Regions from separate parts of the Homo sapiens genome. Here region 1 is linked to region 2. Evidence: chromatin loops called from intact Hi-C (ENCODE). Cell type or tissue: psoas muscle. All regions are shown on one strand. Links, peaks and the distances in the headings refer to the core of each region. The heading gives the core; the rest is flanking DNA.

Region 1 (8,000 bases), core at 1-8,000, 140 kb after region 2:
CCCTGAGGGAAAAACCAAAGGCAGAAGATGAGCTGCCCCACCGCCTGTTTGGGAGTCTGCAAGAGGGTTGCCTCTCAGGCCTGACTTGGCTCCAAGTAGGGTCAGCTGCGTTAAAATAAAGCAGTGCAGTTGATGAAAAAGGGCCGAGTTTAGCTCCCAGGTTTCTCCATAAGCTTTTGTGGTATGGAGAAGAAATTCAGAAGATCTTCTATGTTTTATGGAAAGAAGAGGGAGGTGGCTGAGGGTGCTGGCCAGTAAACTTGCCAGGGAATGGCACTGGGTTAGCAGCCAAATGGAAGTCCAAGGTAATCAGAGTTGCCATTAGGGAGATTCATCAGAGGAAGGAGGCTGAGGATTTTAGAACATTCCTAGGGCTGAGGAAGGAGACCAGGCATTCCCCTGGCCACAGGTTTCAGGAACTCACCATGCAAGCCCAGATGCTGCAGCAAGATAAGCAAGAAACCGGGGGACAGGGAGTGGCCTCAAGGACACCATGTCCCCTGCCTACCCCCAGGACACAGTCAGCCCAATGCCCTCCCTCCTGGGGCAGAGAATGCTTCTGAAAGGGCATCCAAAAAGAGATGATTTAAAACAGTACAGAGGAAGCCAAATTTTGATTGACTCAACATTTAAACTGAAACAACAGAGGCTTCTTAACCTTATTCAACTGACAAGTGTAGAAGACCCCATCATGCTGCTCATGAAGAAACTGCTTTAGTTCCAGAAAATAAGGGGATGCATGTGTCAATGTGGTCTGAGTCAAATTATAATCCCTTCCACCTGGCCCTGACATGTTCTGACTGTGTCACATTGAGACAGTTATGTAACCTCTCTAAGCGTCAAAATCCTCATCTGTGAAAAGGAGATCATAGTGTCTTCCTCTTGGGGAGTTTTAACGAGCCCATTCATGTAAATTGCTTAGAACTGTAGCTGATACATGATAAACTTTTTAAATGTGCTAATTTTGTTATCACTTCTACTTTACATTCAATGTCAAAGTTTCTTTTATTCTGTTCAAGAATGGCTAACTACATCTTTGTCAAAAAATGTCAAAGTACTGTATTTCTGACATTCTTCATTTATGATTTCAGAACCTCTAGTGCATTCCCACAAGCACAGAAATGCCATTCTGGGGATGAATGAGAATTACTGTTTTTATATCACCCTTGACTTTTTCTCAGCTTAGTAAACATCTTGGTACTCACCACAGAAATTACCTCCAAGCCAGGAAGATATTTCTTAAGAATAATGTTAGCTGTAACAAACTGCAGAGTAAAATGATGGAGGCATCTGTAGGACCTGGTGGTGAGCCTGCTCTGTCTTAGGCTGATTACTCCTAAGAGGAAGAACCAGCTATAGGCAATAGACACACCGCACGAATGGGGGAAAATGCAGAGGGGAGGATTCCTTTGTGAACCTGTGGGCAATTTTAACATGCATATCAGGACAGGACAGTGTCAGAGTGCTCCTGGCAAATTCCTTGTGATTAACATGGGTACATTAACTGTCAGAATTGTTTGCTGCTGAGTATTCAATAATAGATATTAACTAACCTGGGGCTCCATTCTAGCTCTTTCAGTTTTCTGTATCAACCTAGAGAACACCAAGGGGGCTTTAGCTGAAGCAGGAGAAGAGATTTCGTTAGAAAGGTTAGTACTGATTCTAGATAAACAAAATAAGTAATTTTTGAGTGTCTGTGATATACAAATTTCTAGGCTCTAAGCCTTAGGTAAACATGCATGTAAGTACTAAAAAGCACATTAAGCCTTAATATAGTAGAGTTCCTGGGAAATCCAGTGGTTTAAGTGACTTTTCCATGTAGGTAAAGCATATTCTATTAAAAAAAAAGTTAAGACATAAGAAATCTTCATATAAGTCAGATACCTCTTATTAAATGTCTATCTTCTAAAATAGAGCAAAATTGCCTTTTTTGATGGATCAGTCATCATCATGAACATCAGCTATTTCACGATGGTGCTCTGAGAAAGTATTTCTCAAGGTGTGATCTATGGATCCCAGAAAAGGAATTATCTGGGAGCCCATTAAAAGTCAGATCTCTGAGCCCCACCCCAGGCCTCCAGAATCAAAATCCTTAGGTAGAAGCCAGGATTCTCCACATCCAACTTGCTTCTCAGAGGATTCTTACACTCAACTCAGGCCAGAGAGGCCCTAATTCAGAGTGAGTTGAGATGTTCTTCACTGGAAATGTCTGCAGGGGGCCTGTTAATTTTCTGTGCCTATTTGCTGTAGGGCTTCTGCTACTTTCCTCTTATGACCGCAAACCTTTCAACAGTGACAGGCTTTAAACCTGTGGGGCAATTTGCAGAGGATCCTTTGCTGGATGCTGGCCTTTGTGATGTCTACTTTCCAACCATGAGCCTCAGCTTTGGGTCCCTGAGTTGAGCCTACTCTTGCAGGATTCAGGCGCCAGACAGACCCCAAGGAATTCAGGCTCTAGACCTGCCATTTCACCTCAAAAAACGACTCCCAGAATAAGGTAGAACAGAAATGTGAAACGCCAAACCCAGAAATGTGACTGGATGTTCAAGAGACAGAGAGATTGGTGAGAAGGAAAAAAAAAAGCCCAAATACTCCTTAAGGGTGCTTGGAACATGAAACACTGGGGTCAGAAAAACGAGTTCAGAGGACGTGGCATGTGCTGGAAGATGTGACTGCTACTTGAACAGGAAGCCAGGTCTCCTCTACCCCAGAAACCTTTTTTTCCAATAGTAACCTAATATCACACAAGGATCTGTTTATCGGATTGTAGTAATATGGGGCTGGAAAGCCGAGAAGAGCACTGACTCTAGAGTCAGAGGCTTGGGTTCAAATTCTAGTTCACACGTATGGCTATGGGCAAGTCAGTCATGGCTGCCCTGTGGTCTTATCTGTGAAATGGGAAAAAGAATTCATACCCTCGCTAAACTCTTGTGCAGTTTTAACGAAGTAATGAATATGAAACAGCTTTGTAAACTGTAGAGAACTTTACCAATATTTAATCAAAAATATTCTGCATTATGTACATATTTAAAGAGCTGCTACATCTATCTACAAGGCAGAATGTTAGGGAAAACTCTAGGCTGGGAAAAAATTCAAATATGTTAATTTTCTTACATAAATAAACCTATCACATTGTTCATTGTGGAGTTTAAATATCTGCTGTGCTTTTGTACTAAGAAAAAGATATTTTTAAACAAAAAATGAGCAGTCTTTTGACTTTTGCACAACTCATGTTTAACGTTCTTTTAAAGTACGTTTTTCTTATTTTCTGGATTAAATCGTAAGAAAGTTCATCAAATCTTCATTATATTTTCAAAATACTCTTTCCTATTGTCATCTCCTTAATGTCAACTTTACTTGCACCATTTATTAGCTGACATTGCAGAACAGTGGGGAAAATGGGGACATGCCAGGGAGAAAGGAGGGACAATTAAGTCCACAATGAATCTAATAGGTTTTGCCTAAAACCTAAAATACACTAAGGATAAGGAAGAGGGAGTCTAACTTACGAAATCTAACCATTGTCTGGTTTCACATCATGACTTTTAGCTGTTGCTTTTTATTTTAAAATGGAAGACATGCAAAAAAAAAAAAAAAAGGCGGGGGGGTGGGCTAAGCTAATTCTTTCAGCAGAGAATTAATGAAAAGCAGACGGAGGCCTGGATCATAAGTACCAATAAAAGCTTTAGCTGACATAGCTTCAGTTTACAAATCCCTGCCTTTTCCTGGCAGGGCTTGGGGAGGGAAGGTGAGGAAGCATGGCATACACAGCCTGGATGAGGAAGATATGCAGATCTTTAAAATTAAAGATGTTTTCAATGTCTTATTCTAAAATACTTGATTTGTGGTGCCTCTGATAAAATTCCAGTGAAACCTGAGTATGCCACATAGTCTCTAGTAACCCTCAGAGGAGCCACATCCTCTGTGTTCCCAGTCATACCTGACTTTAACACATACACTTTGTTAAAAGGAGCCCAATCCATAACATGCACACAAAAAGATGTGTGGTTTAGAATCTGCATGTGTTTCCATTTCTTTTTAAACTTGAACATTAGGAGACCCTTATGAGAGTATTAAAAAATAAGCTAGTAATAAACAAATATTATGAAGCCAGAGGGATATTAGTTTGATTTATGGCAATTGATACTACTCAAAAACTTTTAATGACAAAATTGGGGCTAGCAGGAACATAAATCCTCTTGGGTTTAGTTTGTAAGACCTGGAAGACTCCCAAAGAAAAGGAACTGATGAAATCGCTAGATTGAGAGAACAGAGTTGAGAGAGAGACTGTAGGGAAAGACTGTGTCTCAGCACATTAAACAGCATGAATAAGAAATAGAAGTGGACGCTGAACACAGAGCAAGTCATTAAGGCTGACAGAAAACCTCCATGTCAGGAGACGAAACCTCGGCCTGTAGGGTGCTGCAATCCAACTCGAAGGCCTGGAGTTGGGTTGAAAGTGTGGAGATGGTTCCCTCTCAAATAGCTGCCCCCTCCACAGCCTCTCTCCCCCTCCCCCTTCGTTCTTTTTTGGGAAAGGATTTTCTCCACGTTCTCACTGATGCTAAACATAGAACATGTTCCTTCTAGGACAGAATTGAGATATGTGGGAAAAGTTGGCTTTTTACTTTCTCACCTTTTTTCCCTTTCCGGATAAGCATAACTGCTTCTTGAAGTTCTCCTAGAACAGTGGAGGCTTTTAAAAGAAACACTCTCATCTTCCTTCCTGCTATTTGGTGGATTTCCCTCAGGCACTAGTTTTGATCCTTCCATCCCTAAGTGACTTCACCTCCTCACATGGCTCTCCCTGCTGATGGCTTTCGAAAATGACTTCATCCTCCAACCTCCTCCATCCAGCTGCCCACTTGACATTACCTTGGAACTTAGCTTCCCATCTTTGCCCCTAAAGCCTGATTTCTCTCTTCCCTTTATTATTATTAAAAACAAACCATTTAAAAACCCTCCCCATTTTTGCCAATTTAAGAAACTTTTCTGTCATTCTCCCTTTTCTTCTGTTCTTCAATCTCATTGATTCTCAATATTTTTAATACAAATTATTTTAATGGGTAACCCGTGCACATGGCACAACATTTGAGAGGCAGGAAAAGGCGTATGGTGAAACCTCAACCTCATTCTTAGCTTCCTCAGCTCATCTCATCCCCCAACTTGCTTCCAGGCCCTGGAAGCACTTGCGGTTGCCAGCTTCTCCTGGATCTTTCTCCCACAGGTTTAAAATGAAAAAAAAAAAAAAAAAAAAAAGAAAGAGAACAAGATCCTAAATGTAACATATTTTGCCCCACTATTTTCTCAGCTTCCTTATTTGAGAGATTTCTTCATTTATTTCACATGCATTAATCTGTAGACTATTTTCCCCTATGGTCCCTCCTCTTCCGATGTGGATATTTTCCAAGTCCGTTCGCCTGAACCTCTCTCAGAACATGAACTAATACCCATGAACTATTTTTGCTTGTAAGCATGGCTGAGTCCCACTTCTAGTGGTCCAGGACAGAAATTTATTCAAAAGAACAAAGCAGAAGAAGACCTCATCCCTCAATTTGTTTATATAATTAATCTATCTTGAGAAACATCCCTCATTTCAATGTCAGCAGTCACCAACAGAACCACAGTGAGGAATCAGCATCTAAATGACAATGGTTGTCTCAGAGTCACAGCTGGAGAGAGAATTTTAAAAGATGGATGCACAGATAGATGGGTGGTTGGATAGAAGGAGCCAATCAACTGTGAAGTGTTACCAAGCCCGAAAATCATATTTCATTTGATGGTAACAACAGAAGCCTGATTAATGCATGTGGGAATTTCATTTCAGAGTTATACCAACAGGCTCTTAGGGTCTGCTTCTTTTTAGGGCTCCCTGAACCCATGTAAAATTGGCCCATTTAAGATTTTAAGGCTCCTCTCTCTGAGTTCCATTGATCTTGCTTAATTATTAGGAGTGGGATAGCTGCTGAAGATGAAGCAGGATTTCTTCACTTGGGATAATTTTATTATACCTGTAACTGTCCTGAAAATTTTATGTTTGAAAGGTAGTACACATATTTTTAAAGCTGTTTTCTGTTTAAGGTTTTCTTTTTATCAATAACTCACTAAAGGAGACAAAGCGAAGACACTTTTTGAGGTAAGTGGGATGAAAGTGGCTGAGAATTGTGCACATTTTAGTGAACAGAGCTCCTGCTGACCAGGACATAAACCGGTAACATGCCAGCCTCCATTTCCTCATTTCCCTGTTAGATTAGAATTACAGCAGTTCTCTGGAGAACAAGGAATCATCCAACATCTTTTTTTGCTATTTTAAATCTCAGAACTATGAATGGAAACTACCAGTTTTCTATTGGATCATTCTTCCGATAGCTCAAACACTAAAATATAGATAGACTTAGGACCTGGGACAAAGGGGATTCTGAGTTTCACTGAGAGACAGGGAACCTATGAAATCATGACAACCTATGACTCCATTATAGGGCCAATACTGCTTGCATAAACCTTGTTAGGAATGCTTTGTTGAGGGTTAACAAAAATAATTCAATCATTAAAAAATGCTATTCAAAATTCTTTAATATTCCTTGATGACAAACTAACACAGAACACAAGTTTTTCCTAAAGCAATTGTGATTTAGATCTTTCTTTCTAAAATATTAATTTTCCCTAGCCAACTTATAAATCTAGTTTTACGTAAAAGTGGCAATCTAGGCAACCACGAAACCATTATTTTTGCAGTCACCGAAGTCTGTTTGTAAAGAAGGATTTGAAGAAAATTCTTTTTGATTCTAACAAAAGCAACTTACAGTACTATAACGCTATTGGCATTCGGGAAACAGTAGCTACACTGCTCCTGTTTGAAATTTAAATAAAACCCATGCTCTATTTTGTATATGTAAGTAAATCACCATATTTTAAAATAAAAATAAAAATAAAAAGTAATGGATCCCTGAAGCATAAATACTTTAAACGAGTGTGCTGGGCTAACCCACCAGGGTACAACTGTCTTCTTTTATACTGAAATCTAGAAGATGGTAAAAATTACAACATTTCATCTTGGTGAATAAGACGACTAGCTGGGAAAGATGATATGTGAGCTGTTAACCAAAAAGAAGAAAGTAATCTAGAAGGATGTGTTGCTATGACAGACTTAGGGATAAACTACAGAGGCGAGAGATAGTAACCAGTAAATCATACTACCTGAACATGGTAATTTTCCATTGACCCGTAATTTAAGATGATACCTTCTTCAGGAGCTACCAAAAAGAGACAGAGGCCAGCGGAACAGTCAGTGTTGGGTGGGGGTAGGGGGAGTTGTCACAGGCACTATACATCCCTCTGACCCTGCAGCCAAAAGCATTAAGTGATGAAACATGGAAACAGTCATCCAAGAGATTCAAGCTGCTGAGGCACTGAGGAGCCCTTGTTAAGAGATGGGCTCAATTTACGGCAGTATTTTGACCTGGAACTTGATGGTTCCACTCAGTAAAACCTGTTATGTTTTGACTGTTGTCATCCATGAAATTCTAGAAGCCAAGCTTGCATGTGCCACCCAATACACCTAAACCTTAGGAAGAAAAGCCAGACAATCTGGCAAAAGGAAAACTATCTTGGACCAGATCAGTTCACACAGATGAGTTCACAGATAATTCACTTTTGTCCAGAGTCCACTCTGAAACTCGAGAGTTAAGCAAGCTTTTCCCTTAAACAATTAGAGAAATGTCACATGGAAAGATTTAATGCCTCTCAAGAGAGATGTGGTCCTTCCCCCTCCACACTTGAAAAAAATCTGTTTGAAGCCAACATATTAGCATTTATAGTATTACAAAACATGCTTAATTTTAAAAAAACTGTATGGATAGTTCCTCTACTTATAGAATTCAAGGAACAGAAATTATGAATTAGTAAGTATAGATGGTATCTTCTAGGATGTTAATATCAAATGACTCCTCGCTTGCATACCTGAGTCTCATTTTTGTTCAATGGAAGGATTAAATTTCAGT
Region 2 (16,325 bases), core at 1-8,000:
AGTATATAGAAACACTACTGATTTTTGTATGTTTTGTTTCTTAAAACTTTGCTGAAGTTGTTTATCAGATCAAGGAGCTTTTGGGTAGAGACTATGGGATTTTCTAGGTATAGAATCATATTGTCTAAAACCAGGGATCATGTGCCTTTACTCTTCCTATTTGTGGCTGTCTTTTATTTCTTTCTCTTGCCTCATTGCTCCAGCCAGGACTTCCAGTACTATGTTGAACAGGAGTGGTGAGAGGGCATTCTTGTTTCATTACAGTTTTCAAGGGAATGCTTCCAGTTTTTGCCCATTCAGTATGACGTTGGCTGTGGGTTTTTCTTGGATGGCTCTTCTTATCTTGAAGTATGTTCCTTCAGTGCCTAGTTTGTTGGAGGTTTTTAACATGAAGGGATGTTGGATTTTATTGAAAGCCCTTTCTGTATCTATTAAGATAATTATGTGGTTTCCGTTTTTAGTTCTATTTGATGAATCACATTTATTGATATGCATATGTTGAACCAACATTGCATCCCAGGGATAAAGTCTGCTTAGTCATGGTGGATTCACTTTTTGATCTGCTGCTGGATTTGGTTTGCTAGTATTTTGTTGAGGATTTTTGCATCTATTTTTATCAAGGATATTCACCTGAAGTTTTTGTTGTCATCGTCATGTCTCTGCCAAGTTTTAGTATCAGGATGATGTTATCCTTATAGAATTAGTTAAGGAGAAGTCCCTCCCCCTCAATTTTTTTGAATAGTTTCAGTAGGAATGGTACTAGCTCTTCTTTATACAGCTAGTAGAATTTGGCTGTGGATCCATGTGGTTCAGGGCTCTTTCTGGTTGGTAGGCTTTTTATTACTGACTCAATTTCAGAACCATTATTGTTCCATTCAGGGATTCTCTCTTCCTGGTTCAGTCTTGGGAGTTTGTATGTTTCCAGGAATTTACCTGTTTTTTTCTGTATTTTCTAGCTTGTATGCACAGAGGTGTTCATAGTAGTCTCTGAGGGTTTTTTAATATTTCTGTGGAGTCAGTGGTACTGTCCCCTTTGTCATTTCTGATTTTGTTTATTTGGATCTTTTTTTCTTTATTAGTCTAGCTAGCAGTCTCTCTCATTCTTTCAAAGAATTAATGCAGGGATTCGTTAATCTTTTATGGTTTTTTGCATCTCAGTTTCTTTCAGGTCAGCTCTGATTTTATTTTTGTTATTTCTTGTCTTCTGCTAGCTTTGGAGTTAGTTTGCTCTTGTTTCTCTAGTCCCTCTATATGTGATGTTAGTTTGTTATCTGAGATCGGATTTTTATGTGGACCTTTAGAGCTTGTAAATTTCCCTCTTAACACTGCTTTAGCTGTGTCCCATAGAATCTAGTATGTTGTATCTTTAGTCCCATAGTTTCAAAGAATTTCTTGATTTCTGCCTTAATTTCATGGTTTACGCAAATGCCATTCAGGAGCAGGTTGTTTAATTTCCATGTAATTATATGGTTTTCAGCAATTTTCTTAGTATTGATTTCAATTTTTATTGTACTGTGGTCCAAGAGTGTGGTTGGCATGATTTCAGTTTTTTTGAATTTGTAGAGGATTGTTTTATGTCCATTCGTGTGGTTGTTTTTATATTATGTGCCATGTGGTAATGAGAAGAATGTATATTCTATTGTTTTGGGTTGAAGAGTTCTGTAGATGTCTATTCAGTTCATTTGGTCAAGTGTTGAGTTCAGGTCCTGAACATCTCCATTAATTTTCTACCTCAGTGATCTGGCTAATACTGGCAGTCGGGTGTTGAAGTCTCCCACTATTATTTTATGGACATCGAAGTCTCTTTGTAGGTCTCTGAGAACTTGTTTTATGAATCTGGGTGCCCCTGTGTTGGGTGCATATATATTTAGGATAGTTAGGTCTTCCTGTTGCATTGAATCCTTTACCATTATATACTGACCTTGTCTTTTTTGATATTTGTTGGTATAAAGTCTGTTTTGTCTGAAATTAGAATAGCAATCTTGCTTTTTTTCAGTGTTCCATTTGGTTGGTAGATTTTTCTCCATCCCTTTATTTTGACCGCATGGGTGTCTTTGCATGTGAGCCTGGTCTCTTAAAGACGCCTACTGTTTAGTCTTGCTTCTTTATGCAGCTTGCCAGTTTGCACCTTTTAATTAGGACATTTAATCCATTTACATTCAAGGTTAATATTGATATGTACATGATCCTTCATTGTGTTGTTAGCTGGTTACTTTGCAGACTTAATTGTGTAGTTGCTTTATAGTGTCACTGTTCTGTGTACTTAATTGTGTTTTTGTAGTGGCTGATAACGTTCTTTCCTTTCCAGATTTAGCAGTCCTTTCAGGACCTCTTGTAAGGCAGGTCTGGTAGTAATGAATTCTCTTACCATTTGCTTGTCTGAAAAGGATCTTATTTGTCCTGTGCTTATGTAGCTTAGTTTGACTAGATAGCCACTTCTCGCTTGGAATAGGCTCCAATCTCTTTTGGCTTGCCAGATTTCTGCTGAAAGGTCTTCTGTTGGCCTCATGGGGTTCCCTTTGTAGGTGGGTGACCTGCCTATTCTCTCCAGCTGCCTTTAACATTTTTTCTTTCATTCCAACCTTGGAGAATCTGATGATTATGTATCTTGGGAATGGTCCTCTTGTGTAGTATTTTGCAGGGGTTCTCTGCATTTCCTGAATTTGAATGTTGGCCTCTTTAGTGTGGGTGGGGAAGTTTTCATGGACGGTATCCTGAAATCTGGTTTCTAAGTTGCTTGCTTTCTCCTCATCATTTTTAGGGATGCCAGTGCATCGTGGATTTAGTCTCTTTACATAGTATTTCTCAGAGGCTTTGTTCATTCTTTTTTATTCTTTTTAAAAAAAATTTTGGCTAGGCACGGTGGCTCATGCCTATAATCCTAGCACTTTGGGAGGCCAAGGCAGGATCACCTGAGGTCAGAAGTTCAAGACCAACCTGGCCAACGTGGTGAAACCCCATCTCTACTAAAAATACAAAACATTAGCCGGTCATCGTGGTGGGCACCTATAATCCCAGCTACTCAGGAGGCTGAGGCAGGAGAATCTCTTGAACCCAGGAGGCGGAGGTTGCAGTGAGCCGAGATTGTGCCATTGCACTCCATCCTGGCAACAAGAGCAAAACTCCATCTCAGAAAAGAAAAAAAAAATTTCGTCTTAGTTCAGAGAACCAGTCTTCAAGCTCTGAGATTCTTTCCTCAGCTTGGTCTATTCTGCTATTAATATTTGGGATTGCATTATGAAAGTCTCATAGTGTGTTTTTCAACTCTCTGATCAGTTTGGTTCCTTCTTACAATGGCCATTTCATCAATCAGCTCCTGTATTATTTTATGGTAATCATTAGATTCCTTGGATTGGGTTTTTGCTTTCTTCTGAATCTTGATGACCTTCATTTCTATATTATGAATTCTTTCTGTCATTTCAGCCATTCCAACCTGTTTAAGAACCTTTGTTGGGTAACTAATGTGGTCAGTGGGAGGAAAGAAGACGCTGTGGCTTTCTGAGTTGCCAGAGTTCTTGCACTGGTTCTTTCTCACCTGTGTGGGCTGATGTTCCTTCAACCATGGTATAATTTGTACAGTCGGTTGACTTTTCGGGATGTTTTTAGAGTCTGAGGCATTGTACAAGGTTTTTATTTGTAGCTGACTTATTGTCCTTAGTTTCACAGGAGGGTTTATTAACTAAGTATTTTCAGTATTGAAGTTTGCACTCTGATTGAAGTTTGATGCCTCTTAAGCGTAATGGCCAGTAGGTAAGCTCTTGCTCAGCCACGTGGCTCTTCTGTATTTCCTCACTATTGCAGCTGCGCTCCCTGTCAGTGCTCTGAAAGTGTGGGCTCCTCTCCTACTCAAGTGCTGGCTGCAGATCTTGGCTTGGCACTCCCAGGCTGCAGCCCTGGGGTGAGCTAAGGCTTTATGTTCTCTCCCAGCTTGGAGGCAGCAGGGGAAGGGACCTTGGCAGTGGCTATGGCAGAGGGCCTTTCCCTTGTCTCTGGGGTCCACCCCAGAGAAATAGCAGAACTGCTGCCAGTCGGTGTGATTGGCTTTGAGTAGGACAGCTGCGTTGTGGGCTCAAGCTGGGGGGATCCTGGGGGAGACAGACTGACCTCTTCTTAGGGCCGTGGCAGCTTGCTGGAGGTGTGGTTAAAGCACTCTGGGTCTTTGCTCCTTTCCTAGTACAAGGGTAGCAAGGGCAGTACCACTGCAGTGGCAGTGGCAGAGGGGCTTTCGGTTGCCTCTGGGAGCTCCACTGCAGAAACACAGATCCGTTGCTACTGGGATGTTCAGCCAGGGGGTGGGGCAGCTGTGCTGCTGGCCTGAGCCGGGAGCCCCACCGGGTGAAAGGTGGGGTGCCGAGGGCTCACAGGGAGGACATGGGCTCCTCTCTGTATGGTGAGTATGTCATGCTAGCAGTGCAAGTAAAGCCCTCGGCCTCTCTGTTTCTTCTCTACTCCAAGGGCAGCAGGGGCAGAACTCTAAATGAAGTTTTCATTTGCATAGTTTCAGATTTCGGCCTTCACTTGTTTGGTATAGAAAATATTGATACATTTTGAATTTCACCTGATTTTACCTTCCTTCATTTCCCCTCTTGACAGTTTTTCTAAAATCTCTGAAATGACAATGATCAGAGTAAGAGCAGTAGACACAATAAATAGTGAAAATAAATTATAAATAAATTAACAGCATATTGGTTCTTTTCCCTAGCACTGCAGTCCTGTGTGTTTAATAACAACAAATATTTTCAATTATATAACTTAATATAGAGAATTTTACTTGTTAACCTCACTTTGTTAGCACACAAATGAAGAATATGGAGTAAGATCTATTTTTACAGAAGCAGAGTAGTAAAGTAGAAAGAGTCCACTGCAGCAGAATCTCTGATGCCACTTAATTAGCTGTGCCACTGAACTATAGGTTCCTCATTTGTGAAAACAAAACAATGGACCAGTGAGCTCTGAGGTACCCTCAAGACCAAAATATGTGGCTCTATGATGATGGTTTCCTTTTTTTCCTTCTTTTTGCTACTGAGAACAAAGTATTCAAACTAAGGAAGATTATGAGTAGTCCTACTTAGTTGGATACTGAGTTAGTAGAATTTGATATCCAAATTCTTCTAATATTAGAATTCTTTTGAGTTACATTAATAAACTCTATTGAGTACTAATAGAATAAACCTCTTTATTAGAAATTTTGGATAATTTGCAAAGGAAATAGAAACTATGGTTCTGTTCATAACCTCTAAAAATTAAACTAGGAAGGAATGAACAAACAGAAAAATCTGTACCTGTGAATATGAGGAATATGAGATTTCACTTTTTCTTACAAGCAAGTCAAAGTGATTTTTTTTTTAGCTTTGTTAATTCTTTCAGCAAATGTTTACTGAATATCTGCCATGTGCCAGGAGTAGTGCCAGGCACAGGACTCCCGCTGTCCTTGAAGAGTTTTGTGGGATGTGCTGACCTACAGGTACATACAGTGAGCTATGGAATTTTTAAGGCAAACAATTTGATTTAAAAGAAATGTTTAGTTCAATAAAGGTAACATACGCAGAAATTAGCTTAAGACACAAGCTTGGTCTTTAGCCTTTGAAGAATAAACTGGGTCAGTAGTGGTGGAATATGAAATCAAGGGAAATACTATGTGCTTTCTATGTAGATGAATATATGCACCAGCATTTGGATGTTTAATGGTATTCCTCTTACAGCCGTTGGACATACCAGATGGTCGAAGAGCTCCACTTCCTGCTCATTACCGGAGCAGTAGTACTCGCAGCATTGACACTCAGACTCCTTCTGTCCAGGAGCGCAGCAGTAGCTGCAGCAGTCATTCACCCTGTGTCTCCCCTTTTTGTCCCCCGGAATCCCAGGATGGTAGCCCTTGCTCAACAGAAGATTTGCTCTATGATCGTGATAAAGGTAAGAATGGAATTGTCCACTTAGAGGGTTTGTTATGGGCCTTGCTCATTATACCTTGTCTTAGACCATTACATCTTTTTTTTTTTCTTTTGTTCAATGGTGACATTGTCAAAGATTGGTTAATCTAGGTTTCTTTGTTCATTGGTTTCACATACCCCCTTTTTTGTGACTCTAACAAACATCTTCCATAAATGTGTCAGAGAAGCACAGCGCATGGTTCTAACAGCTAATAAAAGCCATAAAATGGAGTGTGTACAACTTCATATAATGCATAGGTCTTTTCCTTGGTATTGTCCAGAGCGGATGATGGTTATGGTAAAGTTAGCTTTACCATGGTAAAATCAAGCTTAAAGTTAGATTTTATAATCAGATTGATTTGCGAGGAAATAATTTCTAAAAATTCTGTTGGAAAAAGTGAGTGTATTTTTAACCAAGTTTATAAAGCTTAGTGAGTATCTACAGGACATCAGGGATTTTATTACAGTATGTAGATAAATTATTAACTGTTGAGAACATCTGGGATTCTTATTTCCTATCAAGCCCAACTGTCTCTCCATGTTCTTCTATCCTTGTGTCTACTTGTGTACACCAACACTTCCTGGGTTCTTTCTGTTTCTAGCCCCCTAAGACCTAGCTACAGAAGGCCATATAGACTGCCCAGCTTCTTCCTTCCTAGCTACTTACAAAGAAACACTGAACTTATGTTTATAACAAATTTACTGCTTGTCACCATAGAGAAATAGGTCAATGGCAACAAAATTGTAAAACTATAAAAAGTTAGACAGTTTATAAAATCTTGCAGGAGTTTTATGGTCCTTGTTCTGAATTGACCCCATCCCCTATGATTGATGTATTGTTGTAAGTAAAATGCCCAGATCATAAGTGCTCAGCCAAATGAATTTTTACATATGTGTGTGCTCCTGAAACCACTACCTACATCAAGTATAGATATAGAAGATTTTTATTATCCCACAAGGCTCCCTTGCGCCTCTTCCCAAATAGTATCCTTCCTCTCTCCACTTGAAAGTAACCACTTTGCTGACTTCCATCACTATAATTTAATTTCCCCTGTTACTAGACTTCATAGAAATTGAATAATGTGGTATATATTCTTTGTGTCTGACTTCTTTTACTTATCATTATACCTAACTCTTCTAAGATATTAAATGGAAGCTACTTTGGACTTTGTCCTCTGCTTTTCTATGTGGGTAGATCTTAACAGTTCTCCCCTTTCTTGTTGACTCTTTCATTACTGAAGGCCTTGTGGACCCCCTTCCTTCATTAAGGATATATTGAATATAGTACCAGGTGTCTTTGGCTTCATGTGGGAAGTCTCCATTTCTTAAAATGTCAGACTAGGAAATTTTCATTTCACTGAAGCATCCTGTGAGAATAAACACCTTTAATCACTTCCTCACAACCTTTTAATGTGGATGTTTCACAATAAAACATCTTGCTTCCAGTAGGAGTGTTTGTTTTGAAGGTAAATGGAAATGATAAATAATAGTAACTTGTTTTAGGTTGTGTAGGTGGTAAATGGAGAAACCAGTCTGTCTTCATTCCAAACTCATATTCTTTGTTATTAAGTACAGTTCAGGTTGGCCACTTTTGCTACTTAACACTTGTAACTGGGGTAAAAATGAAAAGTAGAAATAATGGTGGCAGTACAGCTAGACAGTTAAGTCTGGAGTTCTGTTTTCTTTAATACTGTGGATAATTGAGAGATGCTGAACCAAAAAGAAAATGTATTGAGAGGATGGTAAATGAGTTCCATTTTGGTTAACTGGTTGTGAGATTGCCTTCAGGGCCTCCCAGTGAATAGTGGTTTCTGTAGTTCACAGGTCTTCACTTACATCATAAGTTTCAAACAGTGCATGTTCTTTAATATATAATAGCTCTTTTTCCTAAATATGTATAATCAATTTTATTATGAGAAAGTATAATCATGTCACTCTCCTGCCAGGGTCTTTTGCAGGAGACATTGTAACATAGAAGTTAAGAGTAGCACTGGCTTTGGGACCATAGGAATGCATTTGAATCCTGGGAAGTTTTGGACATAAAACCTGCATTAATTCTCAAAGATTTAATGAATGGTAGCTGCTGCTATAAAAATAGTCACCTTTATTATCACCTGTTAGTTTCCCTAATCCTTTCAGGAAAAAAATATCAATTATTTAATACACAGCTTAGTCAAAACCTCCTTCCCTAGCCTAGTTTGTGTCAATTATCTAATAAGATGAATTCTGACCATTTCTTAGACAGATTAGACCTTTTCCTAAGTTTGCCTTTGTTGGTATATTTTCCTCTGTGCCCTTTTGTTCCTACATACCAGATATCTGCCTGCATAACACTAATTTCTTTATATTCATCCTCTTGTTTTTTTAATATGTAAAATGAGAACATTGGTTCAGATCATCTCTAAAGCTAAGGTTTTTTTCCTAATAGTTAAAAAATATTTCTTAGTAAAATAGGGTAATAATACCTTCCTCATATCATTGAGGTTACATGAGATACAGCAAAATGCTTAGCACAACTTATTGGCACATGGCAAACAATTAGTGGTGATGAATGTTGCTTAATAGTGATTTTTTTAAAATCTCTTTAGAAGTTATATAGAATGGGTTTCAGAATTATTTAAGACATTTCTCTGTTTTCTACAAGATCACCTCAGTTTGAGAATTAAAGCCCCATGACATCAGTTTCATAATATCTACCATATTTAGCTGAGAGGCATTACTTTGTGATTAAGATCAAGTTGATGTTACTACTCCCTGGAAAACTGTGTAGCTCTCTGTTATGCAATACAAGGTTTCTAGTTCTCAAATCAAATACCATCTTTATAAAGAGAAAATTAAAATAGCACCTATCCCTTTTATATATGTAACTATGCACACATGGGTGTGTTAGAATTGGGAGTTGAGGTTTATGTATTTCAACTGAGGTTATACTTCTAGTTTATTTAAGGAACACTTATTGAGCATTTATTGTATGTCAGATATTGTACTGGAGAGTGGAGAAATAGAGATGAATAATATGTGATATCTGTCTTTAAGGAATTTATAGTGTAGTAGGGAGTAATTAGGAATGTAAACAAATAATACACTATTATAAATACACTATTATACAGTGATGTTTAGAATACTAAAAGTGTAAAGGAGGGAGTTGTCCAGAAATTTTACAATTTCTGGAACTAATATATGTCATTCAAACTGTAGGCTAGTTTCTGACTCATTTCTTCTTTATGTAAGGCCCAAACTCTGGGTTTTGCTATTTTTAAATATACTAATTATTTCTGTGATCCCAGCATTTTGGGAGGTCAAGGCGGGCAGCTCACTTGAGGTCAGGAGTTAAAGACCAGCCTGGCCAACATAGTGAAACCCCATCTCTACTAAAAATACAAAAAGTTAGCCAGGTATGGTGGCATGCAGCTGCAGTCTCAGCTAATTAGGAGGCTGAGACAAGAGGATCACTTGAACTTGGGAGGTGGAGGTTGCAGCAAGCCGAGATCACGTCACTGCATTCCAGCCTGGGCAACAGAGCAAGAGTCCATCTCAAAAAAAAGATACTAATTCTTTCCTATAATGTATGTTTTCTACAATAAATCATAAATTGGTGTTTTTTTATTAAAGACATAAAAGGAAGCTGTATAGCTTTCCTAGAGCTTTTCATCATTATGAAAACAGAATTAATTATATAATTTTGAAGTCAACTAGGATTGATTTGATTTGGAGTACCTACATGTTCTGCAGTTGCTGTGGAGAGATTTGTTCTGTGGTAGAGTAACTAGTTCAGACATCTGTAGGAGCCTGGATAGACATGGAGGGGAGAGGGATAGCTGCAGTGAATAGCTGCCCTAATGAGGGATGTGCTGGTGAGCTGATTATTTTTCTAGTATTCATTTTATATACGTATTCTTTTTCTGACTTTGCTAACATCATTTTTGTGTGTTCCTAACATCTATTCGCTATGAATTATGTATAATTTGAGACCTATAAAATAATTTTGTATTATCAATGTGCATCGCACATTGGTTTTTTTCTTTGCCTGTATGGATTGTAATGCCAGGACAAAAACACTCTGTCAAGAAAGTTTCAGCTATTGAGAGACTTGTTTCAAGTGAATGGGTTTTTGGCGTTTCGTTTTGATTTTTTACTAGATTTTTCCAGTGACCTAAAGACTGAAGGGAACTTGGTCACACTGGTCACATGTGTAAAGTTTCCAGGCTAACTAATAGCCATAGGAACTACTACTGCTCTTCTCTGTGTGGAGAATTCAGAGATCCAGAATGAGAGCACTCATCTTGACATCATCAGAATGTACCCTAAGAGGTAGCTTACATTCTTCCACATTATCATACCCAAAATAAAGTTCAAGGAACAAAAATAGCCATTTATATAATACAGATGGCAGTGTCGGAATATTAGTTTCTTAAGCAGCTCTGCCAGCGTTGCTTGATGGTAGCCAAACTGGTGCTGGTTAAGCCACAAAATGTAGACTTCAGTCAGCTACTTATCATTGATCTTTGGCACAGTTCACTTATGCAGTTGTTATAAAATTCTGCAATTTTGCAGGATATTGTGGAAACATTGATTATTGTAATCATGAAATAAATGGAATCGTTTGATTCAGGCCAACTACTGAGTAGAGTTGTATTCCAAGAGTCCCTAAATTGATTACTTGTAATTTAAGCTATATTTTCCTGAAGGAACAGTGTACACTATGTGGATAGAGTTTCCCAAGCCAATGCATGTAAGCCTATTTAACTCATTCTGTGATTTAACTCATAAATATTCGTATTGCTAAACTTTTAGTGTTAGGACTGAGCCTCCCTTGGTCTTAGGAGAAAAAAATCAAAAGTATTAATTTTGTCTTTTCAGGGTCTAGGGTTGACCCTAGGCAGACTTTTGAAACAGACTGCTTTTGGCATCTTCCTATTCCTTTATACGTATATTTTAACATACTTGTATTTATCTCTAGGGCTCTATTTCTTGACCTTTTTTTGACCTATGCCCTTACTATGCTTTAACCCTCTATTTTTTAGATAAATCAGCCAAGATTTTATGGCACTTTTCTTTTGGGGGTTTATATTGTAAAAGCAGATATGATGGGTATACTACTTAGAGCTACCACACCTTGAAAAATCACTGCTTTTGAATCTGGATGCGTTTATCAAAATATTCTCTTTATATGGTTCTAGGGCGCTTATTATCCTAGAAGGACCTTTTGGTGGTAAAATTACAGCATATAAAGATATTATTCCAACAAAGGAGTTAGTCTATAGGTTAAAATTGATCTATTCTAGAATTCATGTCCCTAAGGTCATTTTACCTGTCTTTCAAGAAAGCATCTTAAGATACATACATTCCAGTGTCTAACAGCACAAAATAAGTATCCAGTAAATGCTATTGTCCCTTCTTTCTGAAAATGTTAACAATTTTAACAATGGCAGATACTGTGATAGCTATGAGTTATTATTCATAATTCAAAACTACTTAAATATACAACTCAGTTTTAGCCATTATTGCTCAGTTTAGAATATAAGCAAATCAAAAATTTTTAACATACCTGCATATATATTTCACTTAATTGTTTGTCTATTTACCATGATGTTAGCTCCAACAAGAGTAAATGACCATATTTTGGTCAGTGCTTTACTCTCAGTGAATAAACTAGTGCCTAGCATGGTGTAGTGCTTAATGGAGATTTTTTTGAGTATTAAGACCTTTGTTCATGATATGCCCATTTTTTAATGGATATATTTTTATAGCTATGTTGAAAATGTGTTTTCTTTGAATTGTTAAATTTTATGTTAGGCTTTTAATGTTTATGAAGAGTGTGTGATACTCTTCATAAAAATAAAAACCAAGAATAATTAAACTAAGATTATGCTAAATTTAGTGATAGGCTTTTGGTGGGAAAGAGGCCATGAAGTTCAAATTTGCTGTAGAAATAAGGGGAAAGGAAGTAACTGCTAAAACTGTCTCATCTTCCCCTTCTTGCTGTTGGTCATGCTGGTAACCAGTAAACTCTGATAGTAACTGGGTGGAAAATAATAGGGTGTCACCTAGGTTCAAGGAAAAGGGAATCTGTTGGAGTTTTCCTCCCCCATTATCTTTTGTGTTCCTCTGAGAAGAAGTATCAACTCATAGGGACCACTCCTTACACTATCTCCTTGTGACACTGACAGAAGGCAGACCCAGTGAAGCTCTTGCCTGAGCCATAAGCCTTTAATTAGAAACAGAATATTAGATTGGAAGGAACTTGATCATCTAGTCAGCTCCTCACATCTCTAATAAAGACACTGGAGTTGAGATAGACCCAAACTTAGTGAAACAGATAGCATAACAATAATCAACATTGACTCTGGGGCAGCCAGGTTGAAGCCCTGCTCTGCCACTTAATTATGTGCCCTTGGACAAGCTACTCAATCGATCTGTATCTCCTCACCTATAAATTGGGGATAGCTGCCTCATAGAATTGTTATGATGATTAAATGTGTTCAGGTGATTTTATTATTTCCAATATTACCACAGTCCTTTAGGTAGGTGACATTGTCATTATTAAAGGTGCCAGAATCTGAGGCTTAGAGAAATTAAGTAACCTAGCTAATTTCCATGGCGTCTACATGCCAACAAAGATATTTTGTAGGAACCTGATTACATCTTGCTGCCTTTACAGAAGGAATAGTCTTTATATGGGCATTCAGCTGTGAAAGGGCCCGGTGTGTACAGAACAGTAAGAAATTGAACGGTTGGGGTATAGGGGTGAATGGTGGAGAGAAGAAAACAGTGAGACTGGAGATTTAGAAAGTCCACTATTTAGGCCGGGCGCGGTGGCTCACGCCTGTAATCCCAGCACTTTGGGAGGCCAAGGCAGGCGGATAACGAGGTCAGGAAATCGAGACCATCCTGGCTAACACGGTGAAACCCCGTCTCTACTAAAAATACAAAAAATGAGCCGGGCGTGGTGGCGGGCACCTGTAGTCCCAGCTACTCGGGAGGCTGAGGCAGGAGAATGGCATGAACCGAGATCACACCACTGCACTCCAGCCTGGGCGACAGTGCGAGACTCCGTCTTAAAAAAAAAAAAAAAAAAAAAAGGCCACTATTTCATAAGAGTCCTTGTAAGCTTTGCTAAGAGAAAGAAAAGCCAAGGAAAGATCTTTTGTCAGCTAAAGGATAGGACCAGCTTCACATTTAAGAACTATAACTCACGTTGACACAGAAGTAGAGGCAGTAGGAGGGCAAGATAAGTAGCCATGTTAATAGTCTAGTCTTGTGATTTTCAAACTTGATTTATTCCACACCCTTGTCAGCAATTTTGAATCTGTACCCCTAATAAAAGTTTATATATTTCTAGGTGATATATGTATATAATTCATTCTACAAACTGTTAAAGTTTACCTGTTTTAAAAGATTAAAAGTGTGTATAAATGTAGAAATAAATATATTTAATTGCTCTATTTTTTCCTACATGTCAGCAGATTGTTTCATGCCTCTTAACTGGGAGACCACAGGTATAGGGCAAAGATGAGGAGACATAGCAAGGTCAGAGGAACTGGAGGAAAGGGGCTGAAGAAGAGTCAACAGCATTTGGTGGCCAATTAGATGTATGAGGTGAGGGAGGAGGAGGAGATCAGGATAACAGCAAAGTTCTTATGAAGTTCCAGCATGGGAGATGTGGAAACGATTACCATCATTAATAAGGTAGTAAATATTGGAGATGGAACAGACTTTAAGGTGACTATAATGATTAAAATTCCATGTTGGTTTCTGCCTAAAGACATTATAATACCATTTTCCTTTAGCAAGAATTTTTTTAAAAAGAGGAAATGCTAAATTTTATCTAATGTTGCACTGACAACATTGATAGCATTTTGCTTTGCCTTCTCTTTTGAACATAGTAAATGCTTAGTAAATATTTAAGTGAATATTTAAAATTGTAGTGAAATTTTTATTAGAAGTTCCAATGTTCTTTTTTCCCTAAATGTTAGTAAAGTTTACTTGTTTTTAAAGATAAAAGGTAAATATGTATAATGCACTGATTTTTTTTCCCCACACGTCAGCAGATTGTTTCATGCCTCTCTTATTGGGAGACCACAATTGTAGGATACCTTAGGAGCAGTTTAACATGAACAATATGTTCTGTTTTTTGTTTTTTTAAAAACTGATGTTCCTGGAAATTTTGCCATTTAATAAACTTGACAATATAAAAATTAAGATTGTATTACAGTGATTTTCTTGAGATACCTACTTTTGCGCAAGATACAAAATATTTTGTGCAATCCAATTTATTTTGTTTAGTTTTACCATTAAGATTTACAATCATTATTTTAGTCTATAAATTGCTTTGAGGACACTTTTCAGTTTTAACTGTCATATCAGATTAAAAGTGAGTTGTTTTCATTTTTAATTGTCATATCAGATTTAGAGTGAGTAGTTAGCATATCAACAATAATGATTAGCACTGTTGTTCTGCATATCAAGATTATGTTGTGGAAGAAGCACTGTACTTATTTTGACTACACAAAAACAAAAGAGTAACTTTTTGGCTTAATTTGTAAGTTGGCATCAATTTAATTCATACTTATGGAATGAGAAGTGATTACAAAATATAAAATACCTCCTACATATAATAAATATATAATTAATGGGCCTTGGAATGTAAGTTGAGTCCCGGTTATTAAAAAATCAATCTGATTTGAAACAAAGTTTATAAATGTAAGTAATAAAAGGTTCTGATGTCATTTTTCCCCTGTACTCTTTGCTGAATGCTGATCTAAAGGAGATCTTACATATAGCTGATGTCTTGGTTCATTACAATTCTTTAGTATTCTCACAAGGTGTTAACTTTGAATTTTAGAAAAACCTTAGAGGCTCTTTGTAAAAGCCAAATGTTCTCCTTACTTCTAAGTTTCCAAGTTGGTCTTGGAGTTAACTGAAAATACAGGCTTTTTAATACAATTGGTAATACAACCTGATTCTTAAAGTTCATTGCCAAGAAATGATACACAATTGTGTGTTTCTGCTGATTTCATTAGGCCTTCAAACCCCATTATAGTTGATAATTTCATTTCCTGAAGCAAAATAAGTATATTTTAACACTAGAGTAGTAATTTTAAGTACTATTCAGTCAATCATATTTCTAATTTAATTCTCTTGGCCAATTTTATGCTTTAGTATGTCATTGAGTAAAGTGTTGGTTGAACAGTGTACTCACTTTCCTAGTCAGTTAACTACCTGGGAAAGATAGAATAAGAATTACATTCTACTGCTTATTGCTGCATATACTATGAAAGTATTTTCTTTGCATAGTAGTCTATAGAATCTGCATGCTTTAAGCATTGATTTTAATTTCAGGATGATAGATCTCTTTACACTAAAGGATGCCATCATGAACTGACAGAGTTCATGTCAGGCAGTTATAAACCTGGACAACCTGGTACTCCAGATATTATTCTGCTTCTCTCTCAGAAATAAAATTGTATCTGTATGTACCGGAGTAGAGTACACAAATCTATTGAAAACATTTCCTTTACTCTCTTCTGTCAAGAGGGAGCAGAATAGGCACTTAATTTTTGAATGGTTCATCATTTTTAATTTTCAAATTAGAAATGATGTGTTACTTTTTACTATAATAATAATATTCAGCGCTTACTGTGTTTCAGGCACTATCCTAATCCTTTTTTTGTTTGTTTTTTGGTTTTGGGGTTTTTTTTTTTTTTTTGTAGAGAGGGTTTCCCCATGTTGGCCAGGTGGTCTCGAACTCCTGGCCTCAAGTGATCCTCCCGCCTCAGCCTCCCTAAAATGTTGTGGTTACAGGCGTAAGCCACCTCGCCCAGCGCTTATCCTAATCCTTTTACATATATTTTTCACAGCTATCATGTCAGTGGTATTTTCTATTTTATAGATAAAAAAACAGAGGGATCAGACTTACCCTATGCCATGCACCTAGGCCTAGGAAGAAGTCAGGTGGCCTCACTCCAAATCAATGTTCTTAACCATTTCATGATTGGTTTTCAGATATGGCTGTGCTTCAGGTGCACGTGGGAGCTTTACCCCCCACCTCCCTACCCCAAGGCAGTGCTTGGCTCCTCCCCAGACTAATTAAATCAGAATATTTCAGGAATGAGGTCTAGACATTGATCTTTTTAAAACATCTGATAAGTCTAATGTGAAAGAAAACTCTGGTTAAGAACCACTATTCTATTATTGCTTGTTTTAGAATCAATTTTACTTAATTTAATAAAGTAATGTGATAGAGATAAAACCCATCTATAGACTTAGGGCTAGAATAGAACCATGGCAGAGATTTTACATACTACCTGCATAAATGAATCAACCTTTATATATGTGATATATATATTTTTGAGACAGGGTCTCACTGTCACCCAGGCTGAAGTTCAATGGTAT

What was found. Peaks named below come from ENCODE experiments on the same cell type or tissue, not always from the same donor. Only the 100,000 strongest peaks of a DNase experiment are listed, where the experiment ranks them.
Region 1: it touches region 2 in a loop (2.2-fold over the local background); 5 of 110 quality-filtered maps call a loop at or near these places.

What each region holds. Positions count from the first base shown.
Region 1 is chr7:8,201,497-8,209,496 of GRCh38, forward strand. All of the region lies in intron 6 of ICA1 (islet cell autoantigen 1), which reads right to left. Among named protein-coding and RNA genes, the nearest start is that of ICA1, 57 kb to the right of the region's middle. In psoas muscle, for the core only: no CTCF peak of the experiment used is centred there; no DNase peak of the experiment used is centred there.
Region 2 is chr7:8,065,219-8,081,543 of GRCh38, forward strand. GLCCI1 (glucocorticoid induced 1) reads left to right here. Exons shown (of 8, transcript NM_138426.4): 6 at 5,703-5,913. Among named protein-coding and RNA genes, the nearest start is that of GLCCI1, 100 kb to the left of the region's middle. In psoas muscle, for the core only: no CTCF peak of the experiment used is centred there; a DNase peak (open chromatin) is centred at 3,863.